Linked DNA regions of Homo sapiens: region 2 is linked to region 1. A link is a contact called in ENCODE Hi-C or POLR2A ChIA-PET data. All regions are on one chromosome and are shown on one strand. Each heading gives the region's core, a stretch centred on a gene start or an enhancer-like site at or near the end of the contact. The rest is flanking DNA. Distances are from core to core; before and after follow the strand shown.

Evidence for each region. Hi-C counts contacts between places; a loop is a spot of excess contacts on that map. ChIA-PET counts read pairs that join two places held with the same protein, here RNA polymerase II (POLR2A). Pooled maps may share reads with other maps.
Region 2: a pooled map shows a loop between it and region 1 (3-fold over the local background). The contact joins two enhancer-like sites. A Hi-C loop is called at or near these places in 3 of 168 maps with a recorded cell type or tissue (IMR-90, MCF 10A and mammary epithelial cell), 1 of 37 single-sample maps with no recorded cell type and 4 of 50 pooled maps. POLR2A ChIA-PET finds 5 or more read pairs at or near these places in 3 of 52 experiments (AG04449, AG04450 and BJ).

Annotation. Positions count from the first base shown.
Region 1 is chr5:111,981,762-111,986,264 of GRCh38, reverse strand. The region is part of intron 3 of NREP-AS1 (NREP antisense RNA 1); the gene reads right to left. Among named protein-coding and RNA genes, the nearest start is that of NREP-AS1, 72 kb to the right of the region's middle. Within about 2 kb of position 2,109, at least 2 of the 41 ENCODE cell types and tissues checked have a DNase peak (open chromatin) inside an H3K27ac peak, as active enhancers do.
Region 2 is chr5:112,144,650-112,149,152 of GRCh38, reverse strand. It overlaps a transcript of EPB41L4A not described here. Among named protein-coding and RNA genes, the nearest start is that of EPB41L4A-AS1, 14 kb to the left of the region's middle. Within about 2 kb of position 2,697, at least 5 of the 41 ENCODE cell types and tissues checked have a DNase peak (open chromatin) inside an H3K27ac peak, as active enhancers do.

The DNA.
Region 1 (4,503 bases), core at 860-3,359:
ACAAAAAACCAAACATCGCACATTCTCACTCATAGGTGGGAACTGAACAATGAGAACACATGGACACAGGAAGGGAAACATGACACTCTGGGGACTGTTGTGGGGTGGGGGGAGTGGGGAGGGATAGCTTTAGGAGATATACTTAATGCTAAATGACGAGTTAATGGGTGCAGCACACCAGCATGGCACATGTATACATATGTAACTAACCTGCACATTGTGCACATGTACCCTAAAACTTAAAGTATAATAATAATAAAATAAAAAAATAAAAAATAAAATAAAAAAAAGAAATGGACATAAGAATATATGACATGAAATCATAATATTAGTCAGTGGTCAAATATAAATCCAGTTATTTACATCATAGTTATATATCACTTTTAATGTCACTTTGTAGGGAACTGTTGACTGTAAAACTAGGGTGCAGATTCTAGTATCACAAATGTATAAGGAAACTTGAGTTATTATCTCGCTCTATGCCCTGATTGTGATGATCTGGAGTAGCAATCGATTTTCTTCTTGACAATGTCTAGGCATTTATTCATATTACATACTCTCCTTCAGCCAATTCTTGAGTTTTATCAACTGATTTTTTATGGAATTATGTTCTATGTCCAAATGAAATGCCTTTCATTAGCAGGGACTATGTTGTACTCTCTTCGTGCTTCTACAATCTTCTGTTGTTTTACGTAACAAGGCAGATACCCCTATTATGTGTGTTTATTGATTGGATCAATGGCTAAACACATGCTTTAATTTTATCCCATTGTCTCACATCTGAGCCTTTAAGGAAAACAGCATCAAGCCTCTCTCAGTCATGAAGATGATAATCAAGTCAGCCCTTAGTCTTCTCTAAGTTAAGGAACTCTAATATAACCTTTTCCTATGTAACCTAATTTTCTTTGTTAATCATTCTTACTATTTTACTTTGAATCTGCTCTAGTTTCCACACATCTTTTAAAAATTTGTCACCAATTGGACACTCTGTTCCAATGAGATCTCATTAATTGTAAATATATCAGATTGATTACTTCCTGTTGCCTGCAGATTATTCATGTGTTACCTGTTTTCCTTAGGCCTCAACTTTGTGACTGCGCTACATTGTAGGCTCTTGATAAATATTTGTTGAATGACTAAATTTGTTTACAATTTGGTGATATTAATCTTTCTTTTTGGGAAAAGTGTACCAAGATGTGTTCCTATCTGGCCCAATATCACTTATGTTAGTAAAAACAGCTGTTTCTGTTTTTACTCAAAGAACAGAGCAAACATCCAATTGACAGCCATAGGCTGTCAGAATTGCACTTACCCTCTGACCAGGAAGGTACAGAAGTGCCAGACTTACCTGCCTGATGCTGTCCTCGTGATGCCGTCCTAGAAAGAGCCTCATGTGGTTGGATTTCTGGCAGGCCTATCATAGCAATCCTATAGATATAATCAGGCACACCCTGACACCTTTGTGACATATTATAGCATCATATTATGTTTTTGGCAAGGGTTTTTTTTTTTTAGTTTTTTTGTTTACTGAAAAGTAGGAATTGTGTTTTAGTCACCTTGTGTCTTGCACATAGTAGGCACTCAAGTACTTGTTGAACTAGAGGCTGAATAAATGGAATTTTCATCTTATGATAGTTCAATGAAGATGGCCTGTTTAATTTTAATAATAGCAAGCAATAAATATTTTCCCATTGATAAGCTGAGATTTTTATGCTATTAGTAGAGCAAATTTGTCAAATGTTATTGTTTCAGCATTCCTGGGTTCTATTTAACTCAGAGTCTGTCTTTATACAAAGCAGACGTTCAGTATTTTCCCAGTGTTTTCTAAACTGGGAGTTGACCCATAGGGAGATCATGGGCTATTCTCAGGAAGCCACAGAGACGCAGCCCCTGTGCTCTGGATAGCTGCTTGGGGAAAAGGCAGTGAACTATGGGTGACCTGGCATTCACCACCTACTCCCTCCCCTTGGGCACTTCCTCCTTTCAGATTTGATGTGATAGTGAGGGGGAGACCAGAAATACCTCAGAATTTGTAAGATGAAATGTGAACTTATTTTGTGTGGACAGTAGATGTGAGTCATGGAAAACCCAAGGGACTTCACAGGATAAAAAACTTTAAGAAGTCCTGAGGTAACCTCAGGCTGATGCTAATTGAATTCCCTTGACAAGGAATCTTAAATGAAGTAGAGCAGTTACTGTTTTGAAATGAGCGCAAGGAAAACAATTTTCCCAGGGCGTTTCATTGGAGATGAAAAGGTCACTCAGATTTTGCAGTTACCAGTCATGTGCAAATCAGAGCTTGGATTAAGTGAGGATTCAATCCAAGGGATTTGGAATTGGAAGTCTTGGATTTGTCCTGCTAATTTTATTATTCTTATTAGTTGAAAATAGTGTGATTTCCTTTTACCATCAAAGCTTGAAATGTGTCAAGTAAAATATCAAAATGTCTGTTATCTTTAGAAGGGGTTCAGGATAAATTGACAGTCTTAACAGTTGGCATTAGGTTTGATTTATGTTTGTTGTATCTCAAGGTGCAGATATTTACTTTTCTTTGTATTTTAAGCATCTCACAGAACAACCTCCGATTCATGATTTCATCATCCCCATAGATAGTAGTTTCTTGGGACATTTCCAGTTTAAGCCAATTTCCTGGGGAAATTCTTAGTAGCCACCTGTTCTAAAAAATGTCCTAGAAAGAATGCAGTTTACTTCTTTTCTGAACTCTAGACTGGTAAGTCTTTTAGATACCTCAACCTTGAAATAACAGACACTTTACTTTCAATATGCCCAATATTGAACTAATTGTATCCTTAGCACTCCTTTCTTTCCTACATTCCTACCCTCCCTCAACACCTCCGTCTCCTGTGATCTTTACATGTAGGCTTTTTTTCCAATGAAGTTCATGGACCTTTACCCTGCTTGAAGGGGTTACCCATAAACTTTCTAGGTGCTCCCCCTCATTCATGGAAGATTCTGGGTGGATTCTGGCTCCCAGTCTCTTTCCCCCAAGTCCACCATTTATATGAATTGCTTCAGTATCTATGTAGATGACTGTGACAAACTTCATTGATCGCCTACCCAGAAGCCACCCAGTTGTTCCTTTTTCTTCCCATACAATAAACCCTGCTTTTTTTCATGTAGAAACATGTTCAGCCCCAGGAAATGAATGATGATTAGTTCAACTGGTGGTTCTCATTCCTGGTTACCTATTAGAATCTTCTTAAGAGTTAAAGAAAAGAAAAATACCACTACTAGGAACCACCTGAAAGAGTCTGCCATGATTGGAGTGAGATAGGGCACAGATGTTAATGTTTTCTAATTTGTTAGTTACTTTGCTGATAATTCTAATATGCAACCAGGCATGACAACCCTGGCTCCAAACCCACCATGGCAAACCTCAGTACACTTTGTGATTGGTCCAAGGCTATGCATGCAAAACAATTTGAGAATTTCTACCAAGGCTTTCTGGGAAAACTTTTTTTTCATGATAAAGAATTTCATAAGAAAATATCTGTTTTGCCCTTTCCATTTCTTCTGTCTTGGTTGCTGTCCTAAGAGGATGCTTGTGGCTATTGTAGCTATCTGGAAACTCTGAAGTGGTAAATCAATCTGATAAAGATGGCAGAATGGGAGAGGGTAAAAATCCAGGGTCTCTGAGGTCATTGTTCAATCTGTGAACCAACTGGGCCTGCCTACCTCTAGACTTTAGGTGAGATAAGCAGTAGTCTTACATTAAGGCCACTGTTTGTCAAATCTTATGTGTTTTGCTAAAAGTACATTGAAGATAGATTGCCCCATCCAACCTCCTACATCAAGGGTAAACAAACTCTTTCTGTACGGGCCAGATGGTAAGTATTTGGGGCTTTGTGGGCCATATAGTTTCTGTTAGATCTACTCAGTGCTGCCATTGTAGTGCAAAAGCAGCCACAGACAATATGTAAACAATTGAATGTGGCTGTTTTCCAATAAAGTGTTATTTACACAACCAGATTTTACCGGTGGGTTATAGTTTGGTGAATCATGTCCTAGATCATCATTAAGAAGTGGCATGGTGGCCGGGCGCGGTGGCTCACGCCTGTAATCCCAGCACTTGGGGAGGCCGAGGCGGGTGGATCATGAGGTCAGGAGATCGAGACCATCCTGGCTAACAAGGTGAAACCCCATCTCTACTAAAAATACAAAAAAATTAGCCGGGCGCGGTGGCGGGCGCCTGTAGTCCCAGCTACTCGGGAGGCTGAGGCAGGAGAATGGCGTGAACCCGGGAAGCGGAGCTTGCAGTGAGCCGAGATTGCGCCACTGCAGTCTGCAGTCCGGCCTGGGTGACAGAGCGAGACTCCGTCTCAAAAAAAAAAAAAAAAAAAAAAAAAAGAAGTGGCATGGTATCAGCTTTTGCAGGGTTAACTACATCTTTTATTTTTAAATATTTTCCTTTTTTGAGACAGAGTCTTGCTCTGTTGCCCAGGGTGGAGTGCAGTGGCAAGGTCTTGGCTCACTGAAACCTCT
Region 2 (4,503 bases), core at 1,448-3,947, 160 kb before region 1:
CCTGACAAAATTATATTCAGTAGTTCGTTTAAAATAATAAGATGATGAGAATAGCCAGAACAATTCTTTTTCTATTGCTGCTGCACAAATTCACCCAGAACAATTTAGAAAAATAGTAGTGAAGGAGTATTAACTCCTTTTAAAATACTAGATATGAAATATTCTGAATTTTACAAGATAATTAAATTAGCATGGTAATTGCACAGGCATTCCCTGTCAATGAAATGGAAGATATAACTCAGAAACAGTTCTTAGTGTATGCTGGACCTTAGTCTTAAAGTAAATATCCCAAATCAGCAGAGGAGGGAGGACTTATCCAACACACATTGCTGGCAACAGTGATTTGCCATTTGGAAAAAACAAAAAAGAGATTTACTTGATATTAAAAAGCAAAATAATGTCTATGTAGTTTAAAAATTAAATGGAAAAAATCACGATAGAAAGGCTAAGTGAAAATATTTTATTGTAAAAAAAACTTACTAAACATAAAAATCAATGGCTGTTTCTCAGAGGTGGCAAGAAACTGGTTACAATGAATGATGAAGTAACAGAGACTTTTCTTCCCTTTTGAACCATGAGAAAGTGTTACCTTTCAAAACAAATATTACCTTTCAGAATAAAATGTATTTAAAAAATAAATAAAAAAATGGAATAAGAAAATAATTGGTAGTCTTGATTTGGGAAAATCTAAAACTGTTCTGTCACTAAAGTAATAATTAAAGAAAATTCCATGTATCAATTGGTAAAATTCTTATAATAAATGTAATTAAAAGAAATATAACCCTAATTTTAAAATATTCACATTTATCCATATGAACACTGGGAAATCATCAGAGCCAAAGTCAAAAAGAGACATTTCACAAAAGAGAAACATGAATTCTAAAACATATCAAAGAAACCTATGGAAACTACTTTTGTATAGTAATACTACTAAACTATATTATTATATTATATAGTAATACTATTATATTATTATATTATATAGTAATACTATTATATTATTATATTATATAGTAATACTATTATATTATTATATTATATAGTAATACTATTATATTATAGTAATACTATTTAACTCCCAATTTTCTGGTGTTTGCGTTTATTTTTTAATTTATTTTTGTTTTTTCACTCTGTCACCCAGGCTGGAGTGCAGTGGCACCATCTCAGCTCACTGCAGCCTCCACCTCCTGGGTTCATGCAATTCTCCTGCCTCAGCTTCCCAAGTAGCTGGGACTAAAGTCATGTGCCATTTTGCCCAGCTAATTTTTGTATTTTTAGTAGAGACAAGGTTTCACCACGTTGGCCAGGCTGGTCTCAAATGCTGTAATGCTGGCATTACAGGCGTGAGCCACCGCGCTAGGCCTGTTTTTATCAAAAGCCAGGTAGGCCTATATTTGGAAAGGCCTTGTCTTTTTCATTCATTTTTTTCTTATTTTGGGGGTGTAATTACCCTTAAATTTTTTTCTCTTATGGAATTTTCATTATGGATTTGCTAATCTTTTTTTTTTTTTTCTTGAGACAGAGTCTCGTTCTGTTGCCCAGGCTGGAGTGCAGTGGTGCAGTCTTGGCTTACTGCAGCCTTTGCCTCCCGGGTTCGTGATTCTACTGCCTCAGCCTCCCAAGTAGCTGAGACCACAGGCACATGCCACCACACCCGGCTAATTTTTGTACTTTTAGTAGAGAAGGGGTTTCACTATGTTGGCCAGGCTGGTCTCGAACTCCTGACCTCAGGTGATCCGCCTGCCTCGGCCTCCCAAAGTGCTGGGATTACAGGCGTGAGTCACCGCACCCGGCTCAGATTTGCTAATCTTTATGCTAAATGTGTTCACATAAAAATGATGTGATTAAATAAGGTGTGGTTTGTCTTAATTTGATAACACAGATTTTATGTAAAATCTCTTCTCCACCACCATTTTATAGATCGTACTTGAAGTGCTGACTTGTCAATGACAGAGATACTGAATAGACTGCTAAATGAATACTAATTCAAGACATTCCTGGGTCTGATGTTACTACATGTAGAAAACCACCAGGTGGCAGTACAAGCCAAGCACAAAACCCACACTAATTTAGAGCAGCACATTACACTTTACACATTACAGGATTACACTTTAATTGGAATAAATGAACAACTGAATAGTCATATTGGAGTAGAATCACCACATTTTCCAGGTGTTTTAAACCTGGTTTTTATATTTTTCATACTTGTTTTTCCAAGGTGAGGCTTTTCTTTAAATAAAAGTCTCGTCTAATTAATAGAAAAGACCTGTTAAGGTTACATCTTATGCATTCCAATTCAGACAAGTATGAAACATCTTTGAGTGGTAAGATTCCTGTACTGCAGACTCTATGTTCTAAGCTAACCAGGAGGATAAAGCTGGTGCTTCAGTCTGCAGCCAGCTTGCCAGTAGCAACGAGGGTTAAATTATTAATAGACCTTTCTTCTGTGGTTAGGCAGCTCGACTGGTCTTAATTTTTTTTTAAGTCAGGTATGATTTGGTTGCTGTGCTTAGTCACACATCTGGAAATAAATAGTTGCTAGACAAAAATAAATTTTTTATATTTTTATGACTAAATATATGTGGCATGTGTTTCATGTCCACACATTGCCAAGGATATTTTTAGAAAAATCTGTTTCCGTCAGTAACCTTGCTGTTAGCTTGATGGTGCAAGAGTCTTTGGGGAGCGCAAACAGCGTTGGAAGATCCTCTGCTCCTGTGGGACACAGAATTACTCAAACAGCACTAAACACAAAACCTGGGTTTCTAATGAGTGGGCTGTTCATGTATTAATGTTAGTATTTGGTTTTAGCCACTGAAAGAGAATTGCAGCTGTTCCATTAGAGATCTGAAGTCTGTCAAATGGGTGAGTTATATTTCTGAACTTGAAATTGAGAATATGAAACCTTCCCAGAAATCATGGTGAGCCCAAGAATGGCTGAAAGGCAGAAGTTTGAGGATCGCGATGCTTGACATTTCTAAAAAGGGGGAGTAGTAATTTCAATAAACTTTGGTCTACAATAGTGAATGTGGTCTCGATTCTGTAAGACCCTATCAGATGAATGGGTGAGTAGTCCCTAGAGGCAGTAGCACCTACTTCATGAGAAGCCAGATTGGGTTTGACACTTGTCACAGCAAACTTTTTTCTTTAACAGGGTGTCCAGACCTCCAGACCTAGAAAGGGCAGAGAACTTGGAAATCTGAGTTTGAACAAGGCACTTCAGAAGGTCTCTCATAATACACTTCTGGATGAAGTGATATTGGGGCTGGGATGTAAGTGTAATTATGTATATTGATAATTGTCTCAATAGCTATTTAATAGATTGATATCAAATGGAGGAATGTGTCTAGGGTTGTTCTTGGCCTTTTTCTTTAATTCTTTTTACAGTGATTTGGTTGAGGATGTTGTATGCACGTTTATCAAATTTGGGATGATGTGAAATTAAATAGAATAAATTAAATGGTCAAATCAAGATCCTAAGTCTTAGGCTGGTTAAACTTGGTAGTATAGCAAGAATTGTTTTAAAGAGACTACATGTAAAGGCCACTACATGTGTCCTAAAGTCAATAGCATGTATACAGGATAAGTAGCTGTGACAAATCTGAAGAAGACAGGAAATGTAGTTGGCAGTGAAGATAGTATAAATCAGTTGTGTACAATGGCTGTCAGCAGAGTTAACTTATTTTTATTTATTTATTTTGATTCATAAAAATACAAAATCTCCATCTCAAATAGCATTCATTTAGCAGTTTCTTCAGTATCTCTGTCATTGACAAGTCAGCACTTCAAGTAAGATCTCTAAAATGGTGGTGCAGAAGAGATTTTACATAAAATCTCCGTTATCAAATTAAGATGAACCACACTTTATATAACCTCACTCTGTTGCCCAGGCTGGAGTGCAGCAATGTGATCTTGGCTCACTGCAACCTCCACCTCCCAGGTTCAAGTGATTCTCCCACCTCAGCCTCCCAAGTAGCTGGGATTACAGGTTTGTGCCACCACGCCTGGCTAATTTTTGTATTTTTAGTAGGGACAGGGTTTCGCCATGTTGGCCAGGCTGGTCTCAAACTCCTGACCTCAAGTGATACGCCCACCTCGGCCTCCCAAAGTGCCGGGATTACAAGCATGAGTCACCACCACGCACAGCCAGAATTAACTTACTTTTTTTAAACAAAGTTAATGTTAACTTAGGTTTCATTGATTAAAAAGTGTGGCATGGCAAAGGAGTGAGGGGATCCCCTCCCTCTTCTCCTGCAGGCTGGACTACCCTCTTTTCAATTCTAGGTGCTATAACCTCAAGTGGGGCATGGGCACAAGATTACATATTCATACATGTGACATTTATGTCACACATTCAACTATAACAGCAGTAGCAACAATTGCAACACCCATGGCCCCAATGTCTATCACCTGGGATGTCATTGCTACTTTCACCCAATTTAGATATAAATGACCTCTAGGTTTTCTTCTATCTCTACAATCCTACGATCCAGCTCACAAAAG